Linked DNA regions of Mus musculus: all the other regions are linked to region 1. The links are chromatin loops, found by intact Hi-C in ENCODE. Cell type or tissue: left cerebral cortex. All regions are shown on one strand. Links, peaks and the distances in the headings refer to the core of each region. The heading gives the core; the rest is flanking DNA.

What was found. A loop is a pair of places that touch in the nucleus more often than their neighbours do. Peaks named below come from ENCODE experiments on the same cell type or tissue, not always from the same donor. Only the 100,000 strongest peaks of a DNase experiment are listed, where the experiment ranks them.
Region 2: a loop joins it to region 1, with 2.7 times the contacts of the local background. A loop is called at or near these places in 2 of 42 quality-filtered maps.
Region 3: a loop joins it to region 1, with 6 times the contacts of the local background. A loop is called at or near these places in 5 of 42 quality-filtered maps.

What each region holds. Positions count from the first base shown.
Region 1 is chr7:125,388,403-125,398,476 of GRCm38, forward strand. Gm30560 (a long non-coding RNA gene) reads left to right here and starts at 9,579. Exons shown (of 3, transcript XR_001778357.1): 1 at 9,579-9,781. In left cerebral cortex, for the core only: CTCF peaks have their summits at 5,477 (motif pointing left) and 5,676; DNase peaks (open chromatin) are centred at 4,436, 5,084, 5,448 and 5,743; H3K4me3 peaks cover 947 bases; H3K27ac peaks cover 1,011 bases.
Region 2 is chr7:124,664,933-124,675,006 of GRCm38, forward strand. The region is part of intron 1 of 3100003L05Rik (RIKEN cDNA 3100003L05 gene); the gene reads right to left. Among named protein-coding and RNA genes, the nearest start is that of 3100003L05Rik, 39 kb to the right of the region's middle. In left cerebral cortex, for the core only: no CTCF peak of the experiment used is centred there; DNase peaks (open chromatin) are centred at 4,805, 5,428, 5,749 and 6,309; H3K27ac peaks cover 644 bases.
Region 3 is chr7:124,784,060-124,794,133 of GRCm38, forward strand. No RefSeq gene overlaps it. Among named protein-coding and RNA genes, the nearest start is that of 3100003L05Rik, 80 kb to the left of the region's middle. In left cerebral cortex, for the core only: no CTCF peak of the experiment used is centred there; DNase peaks (open chromatin) are centred at 4,596 and 4,906; H3K27ac peaks cover 1,277 bases.

The DNA.
Region 1 (10,074 bases), core at 3,592-7,591:
GGCTTACAAACCAGCCATCTTCCCATCATGTGATCACTGTTGCTCCAGTCGGTCAGAGGTGGAGCCCCAGCCACAGGTGTCGATAGTGTGAGGAGTCACAGATAGATAAAACTAGGGAAGGCTCCCACAGAAGGGTGTGTGACTGGAGGTAATTAGCATCTCCAATCCCAACAACAGGAACACTGCAGTCAGGATGAGTGTGCCTTATTCAAAGGGTAGCCCATGCCTGAACCACAAAATGTATCAGTGACCAGCTTCAAAACCATGGTAACTACGATATAATATATATAACTTATAATAACTCTAACTAATATAGTCACTGCACAGGGTCAGGCTGTTGGCCTTCCATCGCAGGTGGGAAGGGGCTCATGAAGCTCTACCCTAGCTAAGGAGCTATCGATAATCAATGGCTGCTGTGGGAGGAGGGCTCATTTCCCTTAGTCATAGGCGCTGGTGAGTTTTGAACAGTCCTCCGCTCATAGCCATTCAAGCATCCTCCATTAAAATCAGAGGATCACAAAACAACCTATGAAAATAGGAAAGACATGGCAGGGGCAAGGGAGGGAAAGGACGTTCAGTGGGAGTGGACTAAGAGAGGCTAGCGAGGGATGAATGTTGTCAAAATCCATTAAATCCATGTATAAAACCACAAGAAAACATAAAAGAAGAAATGACAAAAGGAAAAAAAAAGTGCAGGTTAAACGGATGGTTAGCAACAAAATCTACTTCTGCCACTTAACAGCTCTGTGTCCGTGGACAAGTAGCTCAGCTGCTCTGAGTGTTTCCTCAGTTGTACGAGGTAATTGATGCTACAAAGCTTTGGGTTACTGTAACAAAATACCAGACATAATGAATTTACAAAGAGGAAAGGATTCTTTTGGCTCCAGGATTTAGAGATGTCAACCAATGATTAACTAACTATATGTCTTTGTGCCTGTGGTAAGCAGTATGGCAGAGCACATGTCTGAGGAAAGCCATTCATCTCATGGCTGGGAATCTAAAGAGAGAAGAGGAAGGAGCCTGGATCCCTTCAGGCCACACCTCCAATGGCCCAACTCCCTCTCCCCACGTCCTGCCTCTTAATTCTACCACCTCCCAAGGGCACCAGGTGCCAGAAACCAAATCTTCAGCACAAGTCCTTCTGGACCCCAGCTATAGCCCAGCCCAACAAGCAAGTTCCCAGGGAAGCATACAGTGTCACAGCCCGTGGTCCAGGCCACAGGGAAACAGATACAGTGTCTACACCTTCAGAGCAAACACCAGGAATTATGGTCTTACAAGCACAGCCCCATGACAGGCAATGAGACTGACTCTGTGGGAAGAGCTGGCATGGTAGTGATCACAAGCAACAAATGGGGTCTAGAAACAAAAATAAAAAAGTCTAAAAATGGGGGTGTGGGTTGTAGTGAGAAGGTGGTCAGATCATGGGGTCATTCGGGAATATTCTAGCCTTTCTTCAGAGTATGCAATGAGTCTTCATTCTCTTTTATGTTAGATATGCTTCTCCTCCCCACCCCAGCATGATGTCATTGAGCAGCAGTGAATCATGTTTTGGTTTTTTTGGGTTTTTTTTGTTGTTGTTGTTTTTTTGCAGGCAACATGCTGGCTGTGTCCCCCAGGGTCTGAGAGAGAGAGAGAGCTGAGCCTAACATGGCAGATTTTAAAGGAACTGTGGAAAAGCCCCAGGGAGTGAGGCGGTAGCTTGTTTATTATTGCAGCATAACACATCTGCCCTGACTGGTGTAGTCAGGGCTCAGGGGAGAGCTGAGGAGTGGGGCTCACTTGAAGCCTTCCTCACTGGGTAGGTTGGAGCCTTGGTTTCTATTTCCAAAATGGCAGGGTAGGGGGCGGTGCGTGGACTTGGTTAGGATGAGGAAGGACTAAGACAGTATTTCCTTCCCTTTCTATGTCACCAAAACTTGGCCCTGCAAGCAAAGGTGCCACATCCATCCAGACTGCTGTCACCAAGGGAGAAGGACAGTCAATGATAGCAGCCACCTTAATCTTTATTCCAGAAATTTCACTTGATTTTCCTGGAAGGGGCCATGGGGATTTTCTTTATTACATTTTGAGGTTTCCTCTTTCCCTCTGTAGAGCCTGCATTTGTCCCCATTTCTACCAGCCCCACTGAGCAGCAGCAAACCAGGAGCTCTTAGAAGGAGTTTGTAGAGAATATCAAAGCCAGGTGCTCAGGGGAAGGGGGTTTGGGGGAGCAGTGAGACAAGAGCCTCCCAGGTGGGACCTACTTCTCCCCTCAGCAGGCCCCTCCCATCAACAGGCCCCTCCCATCAACAGGCCCCTCCCATCAACAGGCCCCTCCTATCAGCAGGCTCCTCCCCTAGAAGGCTGTAGGGTCTGGGACACCCCAGTGAGCAAAAGATGTCAGCCCTACCTCCTAAGTCTACAGGAACATATCTGAACAAATCTCCAATACATTATCGATCCAAAGGTCATCTTTATGAACCACTAAGAAAGAAAAAATGTTGCCAATTAAACCACAATACCAGACTTTGTTAGCACTCCAGCCTTTTATTTTGTATGTATCAAAAGAACTTCCTTAAACTTAGTGAGCCATAGGTTTATGATCATAGATTATGCATATAGAAAGTGGAAAATACCCACAAAACTAACTGGCCAGAATATCTCCACACATCTTCACACCAGAGCCTGACACTGCAAGTCGCTTTTAGCTTGGAGTCACTAATATTTTTTTGCGTGTTCATTGGCCAGTCTCTTCTAGGGAAACAAGAGGAGCTTGGTGACAGAGCTTTCTGTAAGAGGTTTCCGGCATTGACGCCCATCAGGTTCTGATGCAGGCGCAGTCTCGGCTGTTGTTCCTCAGGAGCTGCCTGCCTTGCTGTTTTGGTTGGGTTTGTTTTTTAATTCTATTTGCTTCTTTATATTAATGAGTGTTTTGCCCGCATGCATGTCTGCACGCCACATGCATGCAGTGCCCAAGAAGGACAGAAGGTTGTGAATCACTGTGTGAGAGCTAAGAACCAAACCCAGGTCCTCTGGTAGAGCAGCAGGTGCTCAGCGCTGAGACATCTCCTCCACTTTGTTTTCTGAGACAGGATCTCTCAACCGGACCTAGGGCTCAATGGTTAGGCTCAGCTGCTTAGCCAGTGAGTTTCCAGTGGCTGACCTGTCTCCGCTTAGCCGATGCTGAGATCAGAAGCACAAACCCCTCAGTCTGGCTCTTTAACATGAGTCAGGGAATCAAACTGAGGTGCTTGAGCTTCCAAGACAAGCACTTTACCCTTGAGCCATCTCCCCAGCCCACAATGCTGACATTCTTAAAAATCTGATAGACAATTGTGTCACACTCCCAGCAGTACCAGCAAAGACTATGGGATGTCATTGATTGTAATGAGAAAAATTAATTCCAAAGTGTGAAAACGTGGAGAGAAAAACTATACTCCGTTAAGTCAATTGACCTGCACACCTTCCCCCAGTCTACATTTGAGGCAAAAAGAGAAGAACCCAGGGTCAGAAAGGGTTAAACTCCAGTTCCAGCCATATCTCTCCCTAGCTATGTGATGTAGCAGTCAGGGTGGGCTGGGATCTGCTGCAATAACAAACAGTACCCAGAATCATCTGTCTGCACGCACATCTACTGCAGGCTGGGCAACATGACAGAGGGATGTCCTCCAGGCTCAAACAACAGTTTCGGGGGTGTGGGGGGGAGCCTAGGAGAACACAGAGGAAGTTTCCTGTTTTGGACTGAAAAGGTTTACTCTCACCTCCACTTCCCTTTGCCGGAACAAAATAAACAGTCTTAGCTAACTGCAAACGGCTGGAAAGTGAGATTTACTCAGGAAGAGGAAAAGAATAAAATATGCCAATAGTACCATCTAGAACAGTGACCTCATGGAATTCGTTAAGCCTTCCCAAGCCTTGCTTGCTTGGTTCTGGTAGAAAAGACTATACTGGACCTGTCCCACCATGCAAAGGATACCGGGGACCACTCTGAAATGTTTCTGTCACAGGAGCACAGCTTGAAAACTCTGGCTGGGACTCACACCTGCACCTTCCCACCTGGAAAGGACTGGCAACTTCTCCCTCATCCGCCCCACCCCCATCACCTCTTAGGCCAAATAGTCGTAGCCCCCACCCCACCCCTATCTGCTTTTCTAATACTCATTAGATGACTCTGGACCCCAAAACTACTTACTTTCCTCCCAAGAGAGGAGCAGCCACACCCAGGAATCAGTCTTGGCCAGCAAGGCCTCCAAGACAGCTGTTGGGCCCGGCTCTGGAAGTTTCTCCCCTGGCAACTATGTGGGTGGCTCTGAGCCAAAGAAGTCCTCGTGGCAAAACTAGCAGGAAAGAGAGGGCAAAGATTCAGGCCAGGCCTCCGGTGTCCTACCCCAGCTCTGCCCACTGGGAACCCCCAGCACCATAGAGGACCCACAGATAAGCTTGGGGAACAGAGGAAATGCTGTTTGCTAATGGAATGTGGCCAGGACAGGCAGGCCTTCCAGAGCACAGCCTTGCTGCTTGGTGCTGGCCTGGGGGTGGAGGAGATGAGACTGGAGCTAAACCTGCAAATTCCTGGAACAGGGTGGAAAGAGCGCAGCACTGAATCCGAATCCCAAGCAAATGGGTTCCCCTCACACCCTTTGTCAACACTCAAAATCATTTTCAGCCTCCAACTATAACTCTATGTTACAAGCTGTGCCTTAGGGGGAAAGGGGGGGGGGGCAGAGAGCGCAGGACTCCCAAAACTTAAAACTGTGTTTGTGGTGCTGGGGGGGGGGGGGGACGCCAGGGACTCCCACTTGGTCAACAGGTACTTTATCTACTATCCAACAACCTAGCCCAGAGCTCAGCAATGTTTTAAAGCTTTCTGGAGAGCTTAGGCACAGCTGGAGTCCGGATCCAGGGAGCCATGCACTGTCCCCTGTACACTGCGGACCCTCACCACACAGCCTCACGGAGCCGCGAAGGTTGGTCTAAGGCGCAGAAAAGCTGCCCACTACCCGAAGTCGACTGGCAGGAAATCTGAAGTTATTCAGGCCAAATCCAGAAAGAGAGGAGAGTAGGAGGGCAGAAAAGGCGGGAGCGCGAGAGCGAGCGGAAGGGTGCATGGGTAGGTGGAAGACACTGTGAAGAGATGTGCAGAGGGAATGGAGGAATGAAATCGGGAGAGGACGGGAGGGAGGGAGGGAGGGAGGGGAGAAGGAAGGGAAAGAGAAAGGGAGGGGAGCTGCACATAGGTTCGATGAAACAAAGGGAGAAAAGCCGAATAAATGAGTCACAGATGGGGTGGGAGGGAGGGAGAGGAGCGCGAGGCTCCGCGCTAGACCTGCTAGGGACTTAGGACGCCGCTGCAAGCGCGGGCTCTGGTCGCAGGCTCGCAAACCTGAGCACGCGCGCAGTCTCAACTCGTGGACGCCGCTCAGGCTCTAGCAGTCATAAGGCCTGGGTGCCCCCTAGCGGTCATATGTGGCACTGCAGCGGCGGTGTGGCGGGACCTTGCACTCTTCCCTAGGGATGTGCGCTGCACCGAGTTCCCGAAAACTCCTCCTTAAAAGCCACTTCCTTGCTCTCGCTACAAACCTTAGGACCTCCTGCCCTGGCATCCTCTGGAGAGCAGAAAGATAAGCGCTTCCTAACGCTCTTTTCTGAAAAGGCTTCCTATTCCCTTCCGTGAAAACGGATCAGTAAAGGTGGGGGGGAGAGAAAATGGTTTGAGTTAATTTAAACTGTGTCTGCCGCGGGCAGCAATCCAAGAAAGGGTTTCCTTTTTTTTTTTTTTTAAGTCCTGGTGGAAGCATCAAGGGAAGCTCTTTGCTGCAGCCCAGCGGCCAGATGGAGCCAGGTTAGTCCAATGTGGAGGCTGCGGGGAAGAAGTCTCAGGCAGCCAGGAAGCCTAGGCCTGGTGGTGCCAGAGAATCACTGGGAATGACAGTGCTCATACTCGCTTGCAAACCCAGCATTCAGAAAGCAGAAGCAGAAATAGAGCCACAAGTTCAAGGGCAGCCTGGCCTCAGGACACAGCAATACCAGACTGAGCACTTTCCCCTCCCAGGCTGTTTGCATAGGTGAGCTTATTTCATGGCCAGAATCTTTGACGTTAGTACTATGTGTCTCCGTGTCACAAGGAGGAACCAGAGACCCTCAGGAATTAAAGGCACCCAGCTAACAAGTGGGTATTAAGCTGCTGGACCTTGTAGAACTTCAGGCTTCGGCTCTGCCTCATGGACAAAGCATGTGGGAAGTGTCTGGAGGCTCTCTCCAAAGTGACCCTGCCAGTGAGTACCCCGGGATGACCCTGGCTGTGGGTGAGGCTGATGACATCACAGTCCCTCCCACCTGTCGTCTCCCTCTGTGCTCCTCCACATCAAGGGGCACAGCCTGCCACTGGCATGGAGTCCCCAGCTTCTTCATCCGTTCAGCAGAGTGTTCAGAGAGTGTCTCCTCCGTGCCAGGCTGTGCTAGAGAGCCAGGAGACCAGACCGTGGCAAACACTAACTAGTAACAACCTGTGATAAACAGATCAGCCAGCAAATGCACAGTGTGGCTGCACATTTGCATGTGACAAGATTATGTACTAAGAGATGGCCTGGCCTAGGGACACCGATGTAAAAGCTCTTATTGGAAGCCGCCTCGAACTCAGAAGTTTACAACTATGCCCCAGCTCCCCCGCCCCATCCCTGGCCCTTCTTCATACCTGGAGTCTTAGACAAGGAAGCTAGGAGAGAATGAGGACCATCCCTCAAGGCGTTTGAACTTGACCCTGGCTCTAGACGGGAGATCATAGTGACTGTACAGCTCTCTCAGTGCTCAGCGCTTGACTTTGTTTACATCCTCACCACTGATCTCTGCAGTAAGCTTTTGAGGTAGATGCTCTTGATAAACCTGTATTTCCAGGCTCTAAAACCAAGGTGAACAGCTCCGTGGGGCACCAAGATTTTAGGAGGAAAGGGTTTTGTGGCACACAGTTTCAGGGATTTCAGTCCATGGTCACCGGCTTGCTGGCACATTGTGGTGGGAACATGTGACAAAAGAGAACATCCAGGAAGCAAAAGACAGAGGCTGAAGGACTGGGAGCTCCAATATCTATTTAGAGGCCACACCCCCATGACTTACTTCATGTCACTGGGCCACCTTCTAAAATTTCCAGCACCACTCACAGGCTGGGGACCAAGCCTCCAAATCCAGCTTCCAGCATCAACAACACACATTCCCTAGATAGTAGCCAGGGAGGCAAAGAAAATGTCAGCTCAGATCACTCGCCTCTTCTGTTAGGGACCAATGGAGGCAACACAGAAATAAAAGATCGCAGACAGGCATCTCCAGAAACAATTGCTCTTTAGCCAAAACATCTGGAGGTCTGCAGCCTCTCCATAGAGGTGAGACTGTGCTCACATGATGTTGGGGGGGCGGGTATTGAGGTCTTATAGTATGGAAAATGGGGAAGGTTAGGGCTGGAAGAGTCCATCTGGGGTCAGTTCCCCAGCAGTCAGGACATGGTAGAGGGTTTGGCCTGTGGATCTCCTTATTAGATGCTTTCACAGGTGTTATCAGACAAGTCAGCTTTCCTTCGGGACCCCTCGGTCCACCTGAGGCTTGTAGGTCATTAACCTTCCACCTTCAGCAGCTCTAGACTGGGAGTGGCACATACACTGTGATGACACCATGTACCCCTGACCTGGACAGCTTTTGTTCTGTAGTCTACTCTTCAGGCATTCATGTGCACATAAGGGTGTGGATACATGCACACACATAAAGGCACGCACACACACACACACACACACACCTTTGCCTTCTGCTCTCTAATGTGTGGAAGATTTTGACCAATAGGCAGTGCCAGCAGAGTGGACAGGGATATTCTCCCCCGTCTTCCTGTCCGCTGAGCTGTGCCAATAGCAACAGAGTCCCTCTGAAGAGAGCTGTAGGGACCTCCTCCAGCTGCCACTCATACTGGGGGGTTCCAAAGGCTCCCACAGAAGTTAGAAGCAACTCAAAGAGTAACAGGAACCCTCAATTGACTGAGCCTTTTCCCACCACTCAAAGAACGGACATAGGGTAAATGAATGATAACGTGAATGAGTGAAGTGACTTATAGTCTCTACACAACTCAACTATGGACTAAGGATCATCACCCTGCCAAGCCCTTCCATAGGGTATGCTATGCTTGCAACACGAATGAACCACTAAAGAGACGTCTCAAGGGGTGTTGAGCCTCTGCCAGGTATTACCAGACAAGAGAGAATAATTCTGCAGGATGCTGGAAAAGAGAGGATAAAAGTGAACAGGGGTGAGCCGGGATCAGAAAGGAAGCCCCAGGGGCTGACTGAGTTGCAGAGCACCTGCCAGGTGCACCCAAGGTCCTAGGTTTAACCCCAGCATGCCTCCAAAAGAAAATCAAACAAACAAACAACAAAAATAACAACAACAACAACAAAAAAGCCCTTCCTACCTGGACCCACCCAGTGAGGGAAAGGACCACCTTGGGAGGAAGTGAGTTCCTCCTCCCTCCAGCCAGAGGGTGTCAAGTGTGAAGAGGTGACTCCTACCTGGGGAGGTGGCTCTATTAGATAAAGGAGTGACCCCTTTTAACCTTAATAGGCTAAGAGCTGGCAATCAAGACCCCATGTGAGTGAGGGAGTCAGTCTGGGGCTTTCTTACCTGAACATGCACTTGCAGGAAGAAGAGAGTTGGTCAGAGGAGGCTGGAAAGAGGGAGGGAGAAGGAGGGGAAGCAAAATGAAAAAGAATGGGGAGAGAGGGGAGGAGGAGGAAGAGAAAAGGGAAAGGAGGAGAGAAGAGGGGGGAGAAGGAAAGGAGTGGGGTGGAGAAAGAGAGAAGAGGAGGAGGAAACATAAGGCCCCGGTGGAGGTCAAGTCTTTGAAGACAGCCCCCATGCTCTTTGGCTTACAATGGGTGATGCCCCAGTAAACAAACCATCCAAGGTTGAAAATATCTAAGTCATAACTGCCCCAGTGCCCCTCGCCTGCCAAACTCCAACCTCAATTCCCGGAAATGTGCCCAAAGCTTAGGTTAGCTTCCAATAGGGCAAAACCATTAAACACCAAAAAAAAAAAAAAAAAAAAAAAAAAAAGTCTGCTCTAGAAAAAAAAATGCTGTGTGGTCATACACACATACACACACACACACACACACACACACACACACACAGGCATTTTCTAGTCTTAAAGGGTGTGAGAATGCATGGTTCAGTGTGCAAAGAGTACCAGTGAGGATCCTGAGCTCAGCCACCAGTCCTGGTTCACTGCAGATGCCAGGCATGTAAGAGCATCCCACCACACCTCTCCAATGTGGACAAAGATCACAATCCCAAATCAGACGTCATGGTTTCTATTGAGCAAAGAATCACTTTGGCACCATGATGAAGTCAAAAGATGGTAAACCTGGCCACCATAAGTTAGGGAGCCTCTGTTTCCCACAGTGGCCCAACATAACAGTCAGAGTCCCCTGAGCTCTGCTGCTGTAACAAATGAACCGCTGCACCCTGACACAGTCAGCCTATTTCTCACTTGTGACAAATTAGGACGTCACTGTGGGCTGCTATCTGGATTATGTGACCTTCACACAAGAGGATCAGGTGCGCCAGCAGTTAAGTGCCACATGCCCCACCTACTCACAGCCATGGTCAGGACCTAGTCCCACAGTCACCGAGAAGCTGGGAGGGATGGAGACGTGCCTGGCCATTTGGAAAGCACCGATGTTTTCCTACCACAGGCCCGGCTCATAATGGAGCGCAGGATGATTTCAGATGGTATTTGCAGATAGTTTGCAGTGAACATAGGTAGGTAAGTGAAAAATATTAATTGCAAAATGAGCAAACTGTTCACAGATCACTTGTCTCCAAGGCCTTGCAAGGATGAGAAAGTATCTGCTTAGCGGTCACAGGCCTTAGCGTTTCTCTCACGCTAACATCACTGATCTGGATCCATGCCAGAGCTGCCTCAGACTCCAGCTTTCAGGACAGAATGTGTCTTACTGGGTTTTCTTCTTTTTTATGTGTGTCTGTACGTGCATGTGTACGTGTGTGTGTTTGTGTGTGTACGTGTGTGTGTGTGTCTGTCTGTGTGTGTGTCTGTGT
Region 2 (10,074 bases), core at 2,392-6,391, 720 kb before region 1:
AAATACTAACTACCAAAGTTTACACAAAACACTGATCAATTAAATAGTCATATATCCATTAAAATATCACATTCATTGTCAATAACTCTCCTTTAAATGAAGGGGTTGTATAGAGATGGTTTCACTAGTGAATTCTACCAAACCCCCAAGGAAGAAATCATGCCATGCCTTTGTAGTGACTTCTGGAAGATATTAATAGAAAAACAGCTATCAATTCTGAACTGCCTCTATGAAGTACTTAAGACCTCAACATCAAACACTCTTTTTTTATATTAAAATAATATTTTATTAAATAAAATAACCTATAATTGCAAATGTAGAACAAGTCGTTTTAAGATTAATGGTCATTATTTCTTTTTTTTCTTTTTTTTTTATTAGGTATTTTCCTCGTTTACATTTCCAATGCTATCCCAAAAGTCCCCCATACCCACCCCCCCAATCCCCTACCCACCCACTCCCCCTTTTTGGCCCTGGCGTTCCCCTGTACTGGGGCAAATAAAGTTTGCAAGTCCAAAGGGCCTCTCTTTCCAGTGATGGCTGACTAGGCCATTTTTTGATACATATGCAGCTAGAGACAAGAGCTCCGGGCTACTGGTTAGTTCATATTGTTGTTCCACATATAGGGTTGCAGTTCCCTTTAGCTCCTTGGGTACTTTCTCTAGCTCCTCCATTGGAGGCCCTGTGATCCATCCAATAGCTGACTGTGAGCATCCACTTCTGTGTTTGCTAGGCCCTGGCATAGTCTCACAAGAGACAGCTATATCTGGGTCCTTACAGCAAACACTCTTAAGGCATCATAAGAAAGGAAAACTATACTAATATCGCCTCTAAGCATAAGTATTAAAAAAAAACACACCAGAAACAGAATTCAACAAGATACAAAAATCATCCTATGGGGCTGAGGAGACAGCTCGCCAGACAAGCCAGAGAGACTAAGTTCATAATGTTCAGGTAAGCTCGAAATCTGAGTCTTGGTATAGTCATAAATATCCTTTGCAACATACCGGATATATGACTGTAATCCATCATTCAACAGGTTGAGGAGCAAAAGTCAGAGATGATCGAATCAACCCAGAAAAGCATTGGCAAAATACAACATCTATTTATAATGTTAAACTCTCAGAAAACAGGGATAATAGAAACTTTTCCAACCCAAATTTTAAAAGTCTAGAGAAATCTAGGCCTGGCATCATATTTGCTGATGAGAATTGAGAGGCTTCATCTCAGAATCTGAAATAAAGCGCTCATGTCTCCACATCCTTTCTACTCATTTTGTGCTGAAGCAGGTGGCTAAAGCTGTAACACAAGAATGTTAAACAAAATTAGACATAATTAGAAAGAAGAATAGAGCTGCCTTTGAAGACTGCATGGCTGTATAAAAAATGCTAAAATGTGCAAAAACATCCATAGCTAATAAATATAGTAAGTCACAGGATATAAAATTAATGTACAATGTCAATTTCTGCTCTACATATCAACAAAGGAACAACTGCAAGTGAAATTAAGAAAACAATTATTATTTGCATCAGGACTAACAAACCTATAGGCATCTGTGTAATAAAATAATGTATTAAAGTCTGTGTGAGGAAAACTAGAAAATTGTTAAGTAAATCAAAGAAGGACAAGAGCATGAAAGAGTAAATCATGCATATTCACAAATAGGCATAGTTAAGTCTGTGAGCATATCTGCTCTTTCCAACTTGCCCTACAGGGTCAATACAATCACACTCAAAACCTTCCTACAGGGTCAATACAATCACACTCAAAACCTTCCTGGTTTCTTCTGTAAATGATGACACTGCATCTACGACTGACATGGGAAGGCAATGTCACAGATTCCATTGTTTACAGTGAGATCACGGGTGAAGCCCACTGGAGAAGTGCAGAGACAGAAGTCTGGCTGCAGGACTTCATGGCCTACTGCAACACTGTAACAATCCCAATGGCACAGTCTTGGTACAAGAACAGGCAAGTTAAGTTTGTGGGAGATTGGACTCTCTTTTCTCTTTTTAAATTAACGAATCTTAACTAGATGAGAAGGATGGGGAAGGAAGACAGGATAGGGTGGGAAAGAGGAGGGGAAGTAAGAGGAAGAGGAGGGGACATGGGGGAGAGGAGGAGGTGAAGAGAAGAAAAGGAATGGTGAGAAATAGGAGGAAGAAGAGTAGGGAGGGGGAGGAGGAGCAATAATTTTTCACAAAATTTAGCTCAAAATAGATGTTGAGTGTAAACTGTGGACAGCTGAAAGACCGCAGGTGACATCCCGTTTTGTAGTAAGTTTTAGAATTAACACCAAAGCACGCTTTATTTAAACAAGATTAGTTTTCCCCGCCCCTCCCTGAGAGACTATTGATAATTAATGGTGCCTGGGGAGAGGAGAGCCTTTTCCTTCCACACGAAGTCCATGCTTCAGTAGCCTGGCTCCAGTAAATAATCTCCCTCCCGTGCTCCTGAAGCCACACTAATTAAACTCAATTAGTCCCACACAGAAAAGGCATGAGAAGGGGGCAGGGCTTGCAGAGAAGAAGGGCTTCAGGCGAAGGAAGGGTGATGGTAGGAGGGAACTGGGGGCGGGGGTTTCAAATCTATATTTATTATGTGTGAGTTGATAAAGTATTTTTTTATTGAAAATACCCATAGAACTCTTAAATCCAATAATCCAATAAGAGCTCAATAACAAGAGAGCATAACGTTTTGCTAATTAAAATAAGAAAAAGAGAGCTGGGAATTCATCACAGCTGGCAGAGTGCTTCCATGTCTAGCATACATGAAGCCCAGATGTATAAACAAGGCAAGCGACACACACCCCATAATCCCTGCACCTAGGACTTGGAGCCCAGGAGATACGAAGTTCAAGCTTATCTTGGGGCTTATCTTATTTTCCAGGCAGGGTCTCATGTATTTCAGGGTGGCAGGTTTGAGGTCAGCCTAGGATAGAGGAGACCCTGTGTGTCGAATAATATAAAGTAAATTTGACAGACACTTCTCCCAAATAATATACTGACAGAAAATAACCACAAATAGTGCAGAGTGTTGTTGTCATTAAGTAATTGGAAGTTAAGACAGTAACATAAATAAATAAATAAATAAATAAATAAATAACAGACAAGCTCAAATGCAGACACGGTTGAATAGCAGGAAAAATGATTGTGGTTTGTTGATGGGAATGGAGAGTATGGAAGCCACCTTAGAAGATAGCTTAGTGAATTAGATAAAACACTAAACATAGCCTTGCTAGGATATATCAGTTGTACCCTTAGGCATTTACCAAAAATAGTTGAAAACTTACGTGTGACAATGTGCTGACACATTTATAGCAGCTTTATTTATATGAGCTGAGGTTAGGAGGCAAGCAAGATTCTCTTCCATAGCTGGGTGAATAATCTGTAACGTAGCTATGCAGTTGGCTATTATTCAAGGGTTTAAAAGAAACACGCTCTCTAGCCACGATAAGACAGGGAGAAAACTTAATAGCATTTGCTCAGCCAAAGAAGTCAGTGTGAAAAGCCTGCATACTGTATTATTCCAATTCTATTACAGTCCACAAAAGACAAAGCTGCAGAGACAGTGAAAGGATGGCGGAGGGAAGGAGGGGAGTGATTAAGAGTGGATCCCATGATGTTGGAGTACTGGGAACTATTCTATACAATTGTACCGTGATGTTATGTATGCAGTTTTTTAGCATTTGTCCAAAATAATCATAGAATTGTATAATGCAAAGAAAGACCTTGCTATAATCTAAGGGCTTTAGTTTATAATGATGTACAATGATTTCGGCAACCATCACAATACGTGCCCTTGTGCAAGACGGTAGTAACAGAGAAATCCATTTGTGGTAGGCTATATGGGTACCTGGAACTCTTTCTCTCTGCTTGACTCCCCCAAAAGTTCAAAACTATACTAACAGGGGGAATTTGGTTGATTTTTCTGCCAGTTTCTGGTTGCCCAGGTGAAACAGCCATTCTTTCCCACAGCAGATGCTGCTGAGAAGAAAGGCTAGAGCTGCCTGGGAATGTAACCTCCCTTCCCACTCCACTAGCATGTGTTCCCAGGAGGTTCCTTTGTGTTGTGATCATCTTTTCAACCTAGTGATAAAGAGCTGCAGCCGCCATCCCTTCTGCTTGGTGCTCAGGGTCCACCCGATGGAGCCCCAGCCAGCTCTGCATTTCTGGAGTCTCTGTTCTCCCTCTTGGTGAGCTTGTGAACATCACTAGAGAGCAGCACTAGAGAAGTGTCAGTATTTACCTCCAAGACTGTTGTGAGGTTTAAGTACGCCAATCCCCAATCCCCAGTCTTCAATAAATATGAGCTGTTATGCTGTTATTGTTTAGACACCCTCACACAACACTTACATCAAATGGAAGAAAGACAAAAGATTCCAGCTCAAATCACTTCTGGACTGTCAAAATGCTTAAAAGAAACAGGAAGGTAGGATGCTTGGAAGCCTCTGCCCAGAGGTAGATGAGTGGAGGGAAATACATGTCAAAATGGTTTGAAATCTCCTCTGCCCTTTATCTGGGTGTCCAATGGAGCTCACACCAAATCCCTTTAATAATCCCCTTCTGTGAACTTCACCCTAACCTTGTGGCCTCCCTCTGGACAGGAACCTGTGTTGAAGCATGAACACTGTCCCCAAGTGCACCACCCCCTCTGGCTAGAGCCTTCCTCGTCTTAAACCGGAACCCAGAAGGGTCAGAGAACCCAGCATGTTGCTTCTTCTTTCATTCCCTCTACTATTTATATTTCACTCCACATGCCTGGAGCCCATCACAGGGAAAGGAACATGTTCAGAAAATAAACAGCACCGCCGCCCGATGCTGTGCTTGCTAGAAGCTGTTAGTATAATCTTGTTTCTTCACTTTGGGGAGCTTAAAGCACAGAAATTGCTTTCCCTCAAGTCTTAATATCAAAGGACGCAAAGGGATTCAAAGACAGTTTACAGCACCACAATCCACTGTACAGATGAGTTGCTATGTATTTTCTTGACACCCCTCACCCTCATGTTTGAAACTTGTACTTCTTTGTCCTAAGAGCATCTTCAGGCATCAAGGCATACTGGCCTTGCTTAATTCCCTCCTCTCTCTAATCCCAAGAGGCTGTCTGCAGAAGCTCTGGTATTTCCATGGCATCTCCCTGAAAGGACAGAGTTAGCACTCTGATTCTTCTTGCTATTGTGACAAAAATCCTGGGTAAACCCGGCTTTCTCTGTTGAATTTGAAACTCACATACTAGACACCATCCCCTCTCTAGATTATAGTTTTTAAAAGAGAAGAATTAAAAAAAAAAGAATCTGCTCAAATTGACATTTCCATCTCCCTTACTTATCTGAGAGTGGCAGGCTGTAATTTGCCAACAGGCTCATATTCAAACACATGGGATAGTGCTGACATCATGTGGTTTTTCTCCCTTTTCCAGCCCCAGCATCCTACCCAGGTGGACTTGCTTAGGTCAGTAGATGATGTGAAGGAAAAGAGAGAGAGAGAGAGAGAGAGAGAGAGAGAGAGAGAGAGAGAGAGAGAGAGAGACTATAGAACAATAGTTCTTCATGATCTATGAAGGATCCCCAAGATCCTTTCGTGAGTCAGTTGTGAAGATGTTCCTAGGTCTATCAGGTAGAATAGGATCAGACACTGGATACTACCTACACAGGGGAAGGAAATCCAGGTTTTCTTTTCGTTTTACATCTATTCCAGTGCAGACATATGGCTCCCTTGATGCTGTGAATGAATGAACTTTGAAGAGGAAAACCTGACTCAGCTTCTGGCTCCATAGATTGGTAGCTATCCATCAAGGGTGAGCAAGGAAATCACCGGGAAAACAGTCTCCTGCATCTGGATGAGTTCCCATCTGCTTTTGGTGGTGCTACACCCTCTGCCAGTGGCACATTCTTTCTGTCCGGTTAGGAGCTCCCTTGAGCTGCTGTTCAGTTGCTGACTTGTGTGCTGAAGGGCCATGCTTTCTAAGTTCTTCCCCACCATCACTCCTGTTGCTTTGTCCCTTGATGCTTCTTCAATATCACCCCCCCCCACCCCCCCACCCCCGCACTAGCATTCAATTTCCTTCTTGCTGGGTTGTAGCCCTTGGAGGTTCTTTAATTTGCTGAGAGTAAATGTGGTAGTAAATTACTTCAGTTTTTGCATAATTTTAATATAACTTATAACTTAATAACTTATTTTGTCAAGTTTGCTGTAAGCTCACAGTCAGCAGGAATCTGTCCTCTCAGGAGTCTACCACAGGCCCAGGTTTTGAGAGAGATTCCTAACATCTGCTTTGGGGGTTGAAGTAAGAGAATTCTTCACTCTCCCAGCAGGTTGACAGCTCAGAGTCTATTCTGTGTGGGAAGTGAGAAAAAACTCAGATTAATCAGCTATGACTCATGTAAGTCCAAGGCAAAAAATTTTACTCAGATATCTTTAATGACCCCTCTTGTCAACACTCAGGGAAATGTGTTAAGAGTTAGATCACCAGACTGCAGTACCACAGCAGGATGTTGAGACTCTGAGGGATGGGTCTAGTGGAAAGAAATGAGGTCACTGGAGATAATACTGGAAACTTCCTCCTCCTCCTCCTCCTCCTCCTCCTCCTCTGTCCCCTTTGCTTCCCAACTTCCTTGAGTTAAACAACAATCCCTACTACGATGTTCTGTCTGCCCACAGGCCCAAAGAAATAGACCCACGTGACCGCAGGTTGAAGCTCATGGACCCACGGAGCACAGTAATCTTCCCCCTCTATAAGCTGTTTACCCCTGGTACTTTGCCACCATCGAAAGGATAGAAAGCAGACTGACCAAGTTATGAGAGAAGAGGGCTCAGATCTAGCATCTTTTTCCTAGCTCTATAATTTATTCAGGCACCCCTGTCATTGCTCCTCCTTGCTATCCTTAGAGGCCATATTCCCGATAGTAGCTTTTCTGTGAGAGAATTAGAGTCCCAGCCCCAGATGGTCTGATCTCTGCTCAGCCCGGGGAGTCACTATTGTCCCTAGATTTCCCAAGGCGCATCCTTTCTTGCTTGAGCCTCAGAATGGCTTTTATTTAATTGAAATGATTTTATCTACTCATCCTGTGCTTGAGAGCAGAGAGAGGTTTTGGCATGTGGTTTTATTTCAGGCATCTGTTCCTAATTCCTGCAGTGTTCTATAGGTTTCTGTGGTGCTTTGCTGCTCTGGGGCCCATGTCAGCTAGTCAACCACAGCCATCAGTGGACTGATGCCCTCAGCATCCAGGGTCCTACCAGCTTCAGCATCACACCTGAAGCACATGGATGTTACGTAATCAGAAGTCCAAGACATCCTGCGCATGGCCCAGCTGGGGAATCAGAATCTGTGGTCAGCTTCTCAGGGACAGAGTTGAGCTCTGAACCTTCATGGGTCAATTCTGGAATTTGGAGAAGCTGCTCAGAAGTGGAAGAAAGAACAAGACAAGGGGGCTACACCCAACACGAGTGGGTGTCCTGTACCTGTGCTTACCAGGGCTCTCATGCATCACATGTCTGTGGGAGCGTACTGTTCCTCTTGTGAAAAGTGAGTGTGCAAAGGTGATCCTTCCTCTGCATCTCGGCAACATTGGAGCTGGGCTTGGCCAGCCAGCTTTCTGTGACTACCTGAGCTATTAACCATATAGAGATGAAAGATTTAGTTTGATTTACAAGTTGAGTTCAGTCTAAGGCCAAGTGCTCTTGTCAATTACTGGCTCTTGATGAGGCAGCACAACATGGCAAGAGCAGCTAGCAAAGAGGGTGCTCAGTGTTTGGCTAGGAAGGGAAAGGAGAGAGAGGGAGAGGGAGAGGGAGGGGGAGCGGAGGGGAGGGGGAGGGGAGGGGGAGCGGGAGGGGAGCGGGAGGGGAGGGGGGGGGGGGAGGGAAGGGGGAGGGGAGGGGGAGGGGAGGGGGAGGGAGAGGGAGAGGAAGGAGGAGGAGGACTAGGATGAGGACGAGGAGTTAGGAAATGAGGGGAGAAAGCAAGAGTAGAAGGAGGAGGAAAAGGAGGAAAGGGGGAGAAAGAGCGAGTCTGGCCCCTCTTAGCTATGCCTATAAGGAACTGTAACCTCCCATTCAGCCCACTTCTTCAAGGCTCCATGCTCTGAGAAACTTAAGTTGCAAGTTATAGCAGGATACAATGGCAGAACACTTGGGTTGCAAACACTTGCTCCAGAAGGTCTTGCCAGCTGACTTGCAGAAGGTTCTTGTTAGGACTTTTGAGACTATTTTCATTAAGTAACTCCCACCACTTAAATAACACCCATCACAACAGTGATAGCTAACTTCCTGAGAAAAAACACAACTGCCAACAAACTGTCTTTCAAAATAGCTTGGGCAAATTCTTGAACAAAACCTCCATGTTCTCTTTTGTCCTTTGGGTGCAGTGGAGGCCATATTTTTTTCAAGGTCTTGGCTTGCAGTTTTAAGTTGTGTCTACGCCTCAATTAAGCCTTTTGCTTGGAAATTAAAGGCTATGTTTTAATTGGGGTTTCCTGACACCTGCACAGTGCCATCTCGCTCTTTCTTTGTAGAAAAGAGACTTTTGTTTCATCATTGTCAACCAAAAAGATGAATCAGTTTTCTTAGCCCAAGGGGGATAAAAATCAAAGAGCAGGTAAGGAGATTGGAATTAGTAGCTTGGCAGCCAACCAGAGCATGACTGGGCTGTGGCTGCAGATGAATTAATGGCCAGCGGATACAGCATTGCCAGATGATTTGGCCACTTGGGAGGTTTTGTAAACATTGCCCTGGAAGAATATCTTGTCTTAGGGTGACATTATAAGACTGGCACCAGAGTGGGCAGGGTGATGGAGCTGTAATCAAATCTCAGCTCTCACTCTGGGATGGCCTCAGAGGGGACTGTGGGACTTCGGAGACTCTGGGACTCTCTCTCTCTCTCTCTCTCTCTCTCTCTCTCTCTCTCTCTCTCTCTCTCTCTCTCTGTGGGGGGAGGTCATGACACTTTAGCTGGAGGATTATAACTGCAAGCTCATTCTGAGATACATAGTGACAACTTTTCTCAAAACCCAAGCAACATCATTAAGTTGAACACTATATAAAGTGGGGTGCACTGGAAATGGGGCTGCTGCAGTGAGGTAGATCTTAGCAAATGGAACATGTCTTGAGCCCTCAGAGGAATCCTGTCTGTAGGGGAGAGTCAAGCTAAATAGCCTCAAATTCTTTTTTTTTTTCATTTGACATTTTATTTATTTACATTTCAAATGTTATCCCTTTTCCTGGTTTTATCTCCAAAAACCCCCTACCTCATCCCCCCTCCCCCTGCTTCTATGAGGGAGCTCATCCACCCACCCACCCACTCCCACCTCACCACCCTGGCATTCCCCTACACCGGGGCATCACAGGACCAAAGGCCATTGATGCCAGATAAGGCATCTCTGATTGCTGGAAGAAAGGGGATTCTGGGTGGAAGACTTCTCCCTGTATTGTACATCCTTGTCTTTCTTTGGCCTATCTCTCATGTGGAGAGTGAATTTTTCTTTACTTAGTTTTCAATCACTGAGGTAGAAGTTGCAGGCCCAAAAACGCATATACAAGTAACATTATACAAATGGAGCAGTTATATCTAGCAATACATATGTATATTCATACACACTCACACACACACACACACACACAGAGAGAGAGAGAGAGAGAGAGAGAGAGAGAGAGAGAGAGAGAGAGAGAACAGCAATTAATGAAAAAAGAGGCTATGAACTTGAAAAGGAGCAGGGAGGGTATAGACAAGGCTTTGGAGTGATGAAAAGGATGGAAGAGATATGTATATTATAATCTCTACAATACGCAAAAAATTACAATGAGACCACTCTCTTCTCTTACCAACTGATTTTCTCTGCATTTCAAAAACCCCTACATCTTGCTTTTATCATTTAGCACTGTTCTTTCGGCTACTGTATGATGCATAAATCATCATGGTTGCTTGTCTTCTATTTATTGGCATTTTTTAGTATATTTCTACCCCAGAACCTTGGTGTCTGCTGTGCTCCTGGGAAAGTTTCTCTCTTGCATTATCCTCTGGTTGACACCTTCTGGTCATCTGAATTTCAACTCAGTTCAAACTCTATTTATGTAAAGAAGC
Region 3 (10,074 bases), core at 2,767-6,766, 610 kb before region 1:
CTACTCCTGAAGATATTTTTATTGGGCTTAATGTTCTAGCAACAGAGGAAGAGTCTTCTAGCTGAAAATCTGAGTGAACATAACAACTACTTTTAATTGTCAACTTGACACAACCCAGAATGACCCAGCAAAATAGTATCAATGAAACATTATCTAGATTGGGTTGATCTGCAGCCATGTCTATGGTGGACTGTCTTAAATCGATGAGGAAATGTCCAGCCCATTGTGGGTGGCATAATTCCCTACCAATGGGGGTTGTCAAACTGTGCAACTGTGGGGAAAAAGTGATGAACATAGGAGGCAGACAAGTAAGCATGCACACGTTCATTTTCTCTGCTCATGACTATGGATGTGATGTGACTACCTGCTTGAAGTTCCTGCTTTGACTTCCCCACAGTGACGGACTGTGATTTGCAATTGCACACTGAAATAAACCACCCTCTCCTCTTAGTTGATTTTTGTTGGGATACCTTATCACAGAGACAGAGATGAAACTAGGACAGTACGCCTAAGAATCCTGATTCTATGACAAGGAGGAGGGGTATCTTGACTAACCACAGCCATTTGTTTTGATCAATCATAGCCATTTGTTTGGACTACTGTCTTACTTTGTTTTCTCTTGCTGTGATAAACACGGCAAAAAAGCAGCTTGCATAAGAAAGAATTTACTAAGACTTAAAATGTATGGTCCATCACGAAGAGAGGTTGGGGCAGGAACTCAAGGCAGGAACCCAGAGGCAGGAACTGAAGCAGAGGCCATGGAGTGCTGCTTACTGGCTTGCTCCCTAAGACTTGCTCAGCCTAGTTTTTGATATAACCCAGAGTCACCTGCCCAGCAGTGGCACTCTATTCAGTTGAATAGACCCTCCCACATCAACCATTAATCAGAAAAATGTCCTACAGAACTATGTACAGGCCAATTTGACAGAGACATTTCCTAACTTGAAATTCCTTCTTCTCAGATGAGAAGTTTGTGTCAAATTGACAAAACAACAACAACAAGAACTAACTAACAGACCAACCACATCTTAACCTTTTAGCTTCAGTCATGGTGTCTGACATTTATACTAGGGACTAGTCCCAGCCTAGTTTTCCAGCCCCAATCTCAGCAACCCCTTTAATGGGGATAGTGCGCCCCCTGTGGCCAAAGTAGAAATAATTCTAGAACCATCTAGATTTCTTAGAGGCTTCTTCTAATGGAGAAGAGGCTGCTGAAAACTGTCTTCAGGAGCCAGGGTGTTAAGCCACAATCTTTGTTTAATCTTATATTATCCACAAAGTGACCGCAATGGCTGCTGCTGGCAGGGAGTGCTTCAGCTGATCATGGAACTGAGAGTTCCTTCGCTTGGAGTGAGGAGGAGAGCCAACTTCCCCACCCCTAACAGCTTTGCTTATTTGCTAAAAGGAAGCAGTAATCCTTGTAGTATGCACTGAAGGAACACTAAGAACACCAAGAAAAAATTAAACAGATTTTTGTAGTTTAAACTTTTTAAACCCCAATTTTTATAACATTTTCTATAAATGTTTTAACCTCTCTTTTAGCCCATTCCCCAACAGAAGTAGAAAGTAAACGTTATTAGGATACAGGGAAGTAGATCTGTTTAGAAATGGGTCTTTGGAGCAACTCCCACCTGCGTTGTCCGCAGTTCAGATCACAGCACTTAGCAACAGCAGCTTGATCCATTCACAAAGACTTTATGAATATATCGGCAGTCCAGTTTAGTGGTGTTGGGATAGTAAACACGAATCAGTAGTAGTGGCATTACCTAGCAGAAACAGCCAGGCCTCAGCTAAATTGGCATGAGTCAGCAGGAGCGATTAGGTCAGAAGTTCGTCGACATGCCTCTCTTAACAAAGTGAAGATCAGGGAAAACTCCAGACCAAGAAGCATTGTAAAGCGAGCTATGCAATCCCCTGTCATTGTCTGTTGAGTTCTATTTATACTCCCGCCAAACATCATGTGTCCTCCATGGGTCTTGCCTCAGCATGTGAGTCTGTCTTAGCAAAACCTCATGTGCGTCTTTATTAGCTGCCGTCACTTTGCCAATTGGCCTGAGTCTACGGCACCAAGAAGCCACCAGACCACCATTAGAAGGGTTTCAGTGCCTTTCTCTCTATGGAGTCACAACAAACAGAGCTCAGCTACACGATGGGAGGCAAGCCAATATACATGTGTATTGTTAGTGAAGAATCCTTTATTGCGCATCCTTTTATGCGTGTGGGTTTTTTTGTTGTTGTTTTAGCAAATCATCTTTTTACCTGTGTCTGCTTCAGGAAAACACTCCTTCATGTGTTTGCCCCAGCAAATCATCATCCAACACGACTGACTTTCCAAAGAAACCAGAAGTTCTCACTTTAGATTTTAACTGTGCTAATGCCCAACTGGTGCTCACGAGGAGGGTCCCTTCCCTAATCTGCTCACTCTAATCTGTTTCTGGTCTGGATCTGACAGAAGGGAGTTTGGATCAGGGCCTCATATGGTTTGGACCCAGTGAATGAAGATGTGGCTGGTAATAGGCTGTCAAAGAGGGAAGAGCAGCAGGCAGCCTTCCTGGCATCTGTGAATGTGACATGCTTAATGTTTTCAGGTGGCTTTTCAGTCAATACTCACAACATTTTTTTTAATAACTAGCAATTATTACTGGTTATTTAACAGATAAAATGATCTAGTAAAAAATTTTCCACCTCCAATTTCAAGTCTTGGGTTCATGGAGCTTAAATAATTTGCTTATGAGCTAAGAGTCTATGTCTTCTTGGCTGTCCCGCCTCTGCAGAGAATTAGATTGTATAATAGATATGTACCTGTGCCGTCTTACTTGGTAATCAACCTTATTATTTTGGCTTCATTTACAGATGAGGAAAGCAAGACTTCTGCAGAGTTATGCAGCTAGGGAGATCCTGAAAGCAAAATCTTTTATTTCACCATATCCCATGCTCATTAGGAAAACCACTTAAGTCATGCTGTTCCACCTACCAGCTTTCAAACCAAGGACAAGGTCAGCTGATCACAGTATAATCATTTACCACATCATTGGAAATGTGTGTGTGTGTGTGTGTGTGTGTGTGTGTGTGGTGTGTGTGTATAAGTGTGCCGCGGTTGGGGAGGTCATGACAGTGCTCTTCTTAGAAGATAACTGATCAAGTGGGATTATTCATGATGTACGGATGGCAGGTACTATGTGATGTGTTATCAGAAAATGACTGCACCCTGCCTTGTTCCGAAGAAAATAAAGACATTCCATGGAAACTTTCTATATGGACTATCTGTTCTACAGGACTGTTCCCTTCTTTCTCTCATGTTTCCCAGAAGCCTGAGTTGGCAGCACAAAAGCTGTGTGTCAGGCATTGGATGCCACAGAGAGCTACCGTCTTCCCATCACAGAGCCAGAGTCTGTCTGCCATGTGAACTTCTGGAGTCTTCCACTTTTCTTTAGCTGCCAGAATCAGGCTCCAGGCTCCATTAGTCTGGTCCATACTTTAGCATTTCTATTTTGGGTTAGCAGGCAGCTGCCTGGGAGAAGGAGACAGAGAAGCATGGGTATTCTAGGAGGTAAGCTGACCTCCAAGGGCTCCTCAAAGTTTCTCCAGCAAAGAAAAATCATGAACACAGAATAGAGTCTGTCCCTGAAGTGGCAGAGCTGGGAAACACTTCCAGCATCATGTTTTTTAACCCTCTGCTTTGACCAGGATCTCTAGGGAGAGTAAAGGAAATCCCAAGATAAAGGGGGCTCTGGCCTGGGAACTGAAACATCTCCACCTTCACGTGCTTGTGCCTGTCCTGCACATTTCTGAGAACTACTTGCCTGTGCTTCTGGCACTGCCCTCACCTCAATAGGTCTTGTAAATCCCAAATACTTCTTCCAGTTGAGTCTTCATAAGCCATCCATCCATCTGTCCATTGCTCTCACATTAAGTATCAATTACCAAAATAAACTGATGCTATCCAAGACTGGCCTTAAAGAGCATCAGTCACATGGGCCCAATGTAGACCCACGCCTCAGGGGAGCAAGGTGGAAGAAAGAAACTAAAGGTTGTTAGGGAGTTCGGAACCCCTCAGAAAGCAGCAGGTATGTGAAACAGGCCTTGGGGGAACTTGTACAGGTGGGCCAAATGCAAAGAAAAATGGGTGTTTTTTAATTCAGGTTCTGAACAGTTCAGTAAATGTCACTTTGGGTTCACCCACGGAAGACAATTATTCTATCTCTGTCTCTAAGAAAGATTTCCAAGTATCTCATTATGGATGATATACAAGTTCTAGTCATGCATTGGCTGTCGAAGTCATGTGGGTCTGGTACACTGATTCTTGGTTATCTTCAATAGAGAGGAGACTCAAGCCAATAAATATCTCAGGAAAGTAGATACCTAGACCCAGATAAGTGAATGAATAATCATGCTTATAAATGCTTAGCTGCTGTGTTGGTGTGTCTCAGGAGAGGTGTTGGCTGCCACTGGGACACCTGGACAGGGACATCTGCACAAGAATGAGACCATAAGTGAGGAAACAATAAAACATAAATACCACCAATCACACCATTTTAGCACCCAGATGCATCACTGCCTGAAGTCATGTCTGGCTTATACTTTCCAACTACATGCATCAATTGGCTTCCCTTTCTGTTCAAAGCAGCTTGGGACAGTTTTAGCTGTCCACCACCTGAAAACTGCATGTTGACTCTTAAAATTATGTCTTTATTTTTGATGCTGGGGACCCAGGGTGTAGAAAGTTGTTTGAGAAAAAATTCAGCCTTGTCAGGATAATACAGGTTTCTCTTTAGGACATTCTAACCTATAGCCCTGGCTCTCTGTGTCTAGAGCTTTCTCCACCTACGGCTTTATACAGCCTCCTTTTAAAAATAACTTCCATCTGCTCGCCTGCCTGCAGCTCCTGCTCCTGCTTCTATTTCTGCATCGTGAGCTTCCCTGCACCAACCCCCACACCCCTGGCAATGACTAAGCTTTAGCAATAAACCCCTCAGCACAGTCTCTCTATCCAACTTTTGCTCTCCAGGTTCCATGGCAGTCTTCCCTTAGCTCAGTATGTGATCCATCAAAGACCTTAGCCACATTTCTGGTCTCACCTATGAATAGTAGGAATGGCATAAACAATTTCTTGACATCCTGAAGATAGATGGCTAATAGAGAAGATGTCAACCCATCTGTGCTCTTTAGAGATTATCCCCATCGTAATGGTTTAGGAAAGGAAGCTGGGCCAAGTTGATTGTAGGTAACAGGGATTCGTAAATTCTTGGCTCCAATAAAGCCAGTAGTCACTGCCAATTTATTAGGGGTTGTACATCATGCTAAGCATCTCTTCAGGTCTGGGTTTATTTCTGACCACCACTTGTTAGGTGTGTTGCTTATTCCTCTCATTGTTGTGACCAAATAACCCATAAGAAACAGCTTAAAGGAGGAATGATTTGTTTAGGGGATACATTTTATAGTGACATGGAATCATGAATGGTCTGCCTTAGAGGCGCCGGAAGCTTTGCTCTAGCAGTCAAGACACACACACACACACACACACACACACACAGAGAGAGAGAGAGAGAGAGAGAGAGAGAGAGAGAGAGAGAGAGAGAGAGAGAAGCCAGCTCATCTATGTATGTCATCTAGGCTCCATGTCCAGAGTCCTCTACAACCTCCCAAGACAGCACCACCATCCTACCATTTGGAAACCAAACATTTAAACACATGAGCCTGTGGAGGACATTTCACATCAAAGCCATAAAATTCGGTAAACAATAATCACCTCCAATCAGACACGAGGAGGGGGAGTTTGCTCCTGCTGCAAGTTCTAGTGCTGGTATTCCTGCTTGCATAAAATGCTTGACTTTTCTGATAGTGAGTCATGCTCTTGCTATGACCATTGAAATGTGAGTACACAGGACATGTCTCAGAGCCAGCACCCAATTCATCAGGCTTCCTCCTTCCTTTTTTTTTTTTTTTTTTACTTTTACAGATGATAATGACATCAACAACCTGCAAAGGAACACAACTCAAGGCCTCCAATGGGTGCTTCGTGGATGCACAAAAGAAGCATGAAATATGGGGCTGGGGATGTAGTTCTGAGGCAGAGTGTCTACATAGCAAGCATAAGACCCAGTATTCTGTCTCTAGTAATAAATAAGAAACAAGAACCATGCTTTTATGGGTTAAAACCTCTTAAAGTTGTAGTTTTCTTACTCTACCCACAGACAATTTAATTAATACCAGCAGAGTTCTGATCCAAACTACAGATAACCAGCTGTGAAGCCTGTAATTTAGCAGCTCTGTCTCCCATAAAAGACACAGGTGGACAAGGAAGCCAGCAATGACTAGAAGCCACTGGCATCTACTGGAATTCATCATCTCTTTAAGGTCTAGGGCATCACTCAGCCTCCCAGTAGCAGTCTTGGTTGTTGAAGCAGAGTTCCAAGGTAGCTCTAGATTGTGCCTGTCCCAGCATTCCATGATTTTGCCATTGGTCAAACACGTCTATAGCTTGTCCTCATGCATGACTTTCTCTTCGGCTCTCGGAGCACCTGCCTACCCAGAGCACCTGACTACTGGTGGCTGCTCACAGCTGCATCCTGCTACTCTCCATCTATATCTTTGCTTTAGCATCTCTTCAGACTGTAGCTGGCTTCTGTGAATACCCATGCTCTATCTCACATGTCTGTGCGGTTTGGAGGCAACTTTTTTTACAGACTGTTAACTATGGGTCCAGGTGTGGGGAGGTCAGGCAGTTGCCCCCTGTTCCAGGAAATGTTCAGACAAATGTAAGCACAGGCTGTGCATTCTCATACAATTTCCCTCCAAAAACAGTTTTTGCAGGACAGAAGAAATAAAAGGCTGGGTGTTCCATATCTTCGAGGATGCTTTCATACCCAGGGAAGAAATCAGAGTTAGACATTAAACTTGGGAATCGGGGAATTTATCCAACCCTCTGGGCTCAGCCCTATATAGAGATTAAGCCTTCTCTGTGGGTTTCCTAAGATTTTGACTACACATGCTAAATATGAATATATTCTTGTAAAACATTTAAAAAGTAGAGATGAGGCTGGGAAGATGGATCCACAGGCTCAGCTATATGAGTTCCTATCTGCAGAACCCACATAAAGGCAAATACAATAGTGGAAGCATCTGTAATCCAAGGACACCTAAGGGCAGATGGGGAGGTGGAGACAAGAGGCTCTGCAGAGGCCTGTGGACCAGCCAGCCTGGCCAAGGCAGAAGTGTAGAGGCACTGTCTCAAGCAATGTAGGAAAGTAAGGCTTAATCCTTGAAGATCACCCCATAAACTCCACACACATGCCCTGGCATGCATATGCCTGCCCTTCACATGTGCACTCACATACTACACAAAGAATAATTTGTCTTAAAAAGTAGAGGTTCTTCTACAGTTTCTTTTGACTAGGAACCTAAATTTTCTATCAGTTGTCTTAATGCAGGGCTTTGCTGCCGTAGCATGGGTGTACCTCCAATTCCTGATCCTGATGACTCCGGCTCCCAAGTGTTGGGGTTACCAGCTGCATCATCATATCTAGCTTAGGAAGTCTTACTCTAAGCTGGCTCCTCTTCCCTGGTGATACACATGTCAGCGTTGTAAACATTTTTGGATCTTCCTCTCATGATTAGAGCATAGAATTACATCCTGTAGTGCATAAATTATATCATTCTGCATGTATTGCTTTGTAATTTGTTTATGTAACTATGGAGCATAGATTCATCTCCTTCACTTAAACTCTAATTGACGTTCCATATAGTGACTATACTGTTTCTTTTACTTAGCCACTGTCCCCAATTTAATGGACATATACCTTTCTTATAAAATTATTGAGCATGCTGTGGTGAGCATCATTTTATGCACAGTCTTATGCAGATACATGAGGTCTCAAGATCTAGTACTGGAGACTGGAATTCCTGAGCTGTCTAGGAAGTTCAGCAGACATTGCCCAGAGCAGGTTCAGGCTGGTTCTCTACTTTGAACATCTGACTCTGCTTTCTTATGTGGCTCTTAAAACATACCCCTTGCCGACACACTTAGCACCTCAACTCAGTAGCAGCAATGTGATATTTACTTTAGAAGCCATGTATTTCACACATCTTAGGGATCTCACAGAATCTTCCGAAGAGAGATGAAACAATGCAGATCTGGACTCTTGGTTCAGGAGGGTAAAGATGTTTCCGTTCATTCACAGAGCCATGGGGTGGCAGATTCAGGGTTTAAATTCTGGTTACCTGGATTGCATCGTTCATACCCTTAATTAGGTGATAGGAAGTTGATTATTTATGAACTACTAAGTCTCTCAAAAAGAAATCTTTCCAGCGTACAGTACCCACCTTATCAGCATCCCTTCTTGTGTAGCCACTGGTCCTTATGCTGTCTAGTGTCAGTGAGAAGCTGTGGGAAGTGGCAAGGAAAACAGGGTCTTCCTTTAGTGAGTAGAGTATATATCACCTGCAATCCCCACTTACAGGTGCAGCAGCCTGGGTGATAAGAGCTCCCCTGTAGCATGATGGGTAGAATGTGTCCTCTGATGTGACTGTGACCCATCGTGGGTATGCAGGCTAGAGGCAAGGAGGAGGAGGAGGAGGAGGAGGAGGAGGAGGAAGAGGAGAAGGAAGAGGAGGAAGAGGCAGAGGAGGAGGATGGAAAGGGGAGGGGAGGAGAGGGGGAAGGGAGAAGGAAGGATGAAGGGAGGGAAGGGAGAAGGGAGGGAAGGGAAGGAGAGGGAAAGGGAGGAAAGGGAGGGTGGCATGATTTTCCTAGACTGACTTCCATGCCCTTAACCTGACACTTCCCTTTAAATCTAGACACATCAGTGTCTGAGCTGGGACTTTCAGTGACCTGACCTTTATTTTAGTGCATACATTGTCTTTATTCTTTTAGATACCCACCCCTTGTACAGCACATGCCTAGCAACTACTCTTAGCAGCACCAGCTGCTTCCCCTGTTTCTGACCCCATCAGGACAGTGTCTTTGGCTTTCTTGCATTTGGAATGAGGATTGCTGTACTCTTCCACCAATTCCTCACAACACACCAATTCTTTTGGCAGAGACCAGCCTTTCTATCCTCTCTGCTTTCACAGAAACCCTATCCTTTCCCGATCATTTCTATGGTGCATTGCGTCTCTCCGGGGTTCTAGGAGACCTAGTAAGAGTCATTCTGGATTTGCTTTCCAGATTCACATCTTCACCCTGTCACTGTCACTGACATTGTGCCCCATTACTCCCTAAACATTTATATTTCTTTAAAGACAAATAGGAAAGCACTTTTAGACCCCTGAACACATCATGTAACTTCGTGATTCTTGATTGCAAAATGAATATAATGTAATAACTGTGTAGATTGTGCAGAGCTTGGCTGACAAAATGAAACCCTTGGCTTGCTGTCTTCACTTGGCATCTCCAGGAACATCTATTAATACAAGTTGTCGCTTATTACTTGCCGTCTATCTCGCAGGAAGCAGAATGCTCTCAAGGCTCGAAGGACCAGGGAAAGTTGCTTACCCTCCCTGCAATACACTCACTTCCACAGAAAACCTCATTTATCTTCTTTTGACATTAAATGTGCATTAAATGCCTGAGCCATGGTTTTCTTAGAAAACAAAATGAATAAAATGATAAGGCATCCTCTCCTTGTGGAGCCTGCATTGTCACTGAAGGGTTCAAGCATCTACCAAACAAGACATTACAGACGTATCCCTGTGGTAAGTGCTTGAGAGAGAAGTGTGGAAGACATACTGGGCAGTCTGGACCACACTAGAACTTTTCAGGGAAAACTGAACTGAAATCTTAAGTTTCACTATGAGATGGGTAAGAAATGAAAGAAAGAAGCTCAATTGTAGCCTAGTGGCAAGAACATGCGAAGGCCCTGGGATGGTGGCAAGTCCCATCCTGCATCTTGTAAATGACTGAAGTCAGTAATGTGGCAGTGATCCCATCATACTAAAATGGAGCTCCCAAGGCCCCATCACCTAGTGCCAACATAGCTCTATGTTTGTTACAACTTTATGTTGTAACCTGCCACTCCATGTTTGTTATAATGTGGAGCAAATAAACCTATGGCATTTCTGGTCACATAAAGGTAT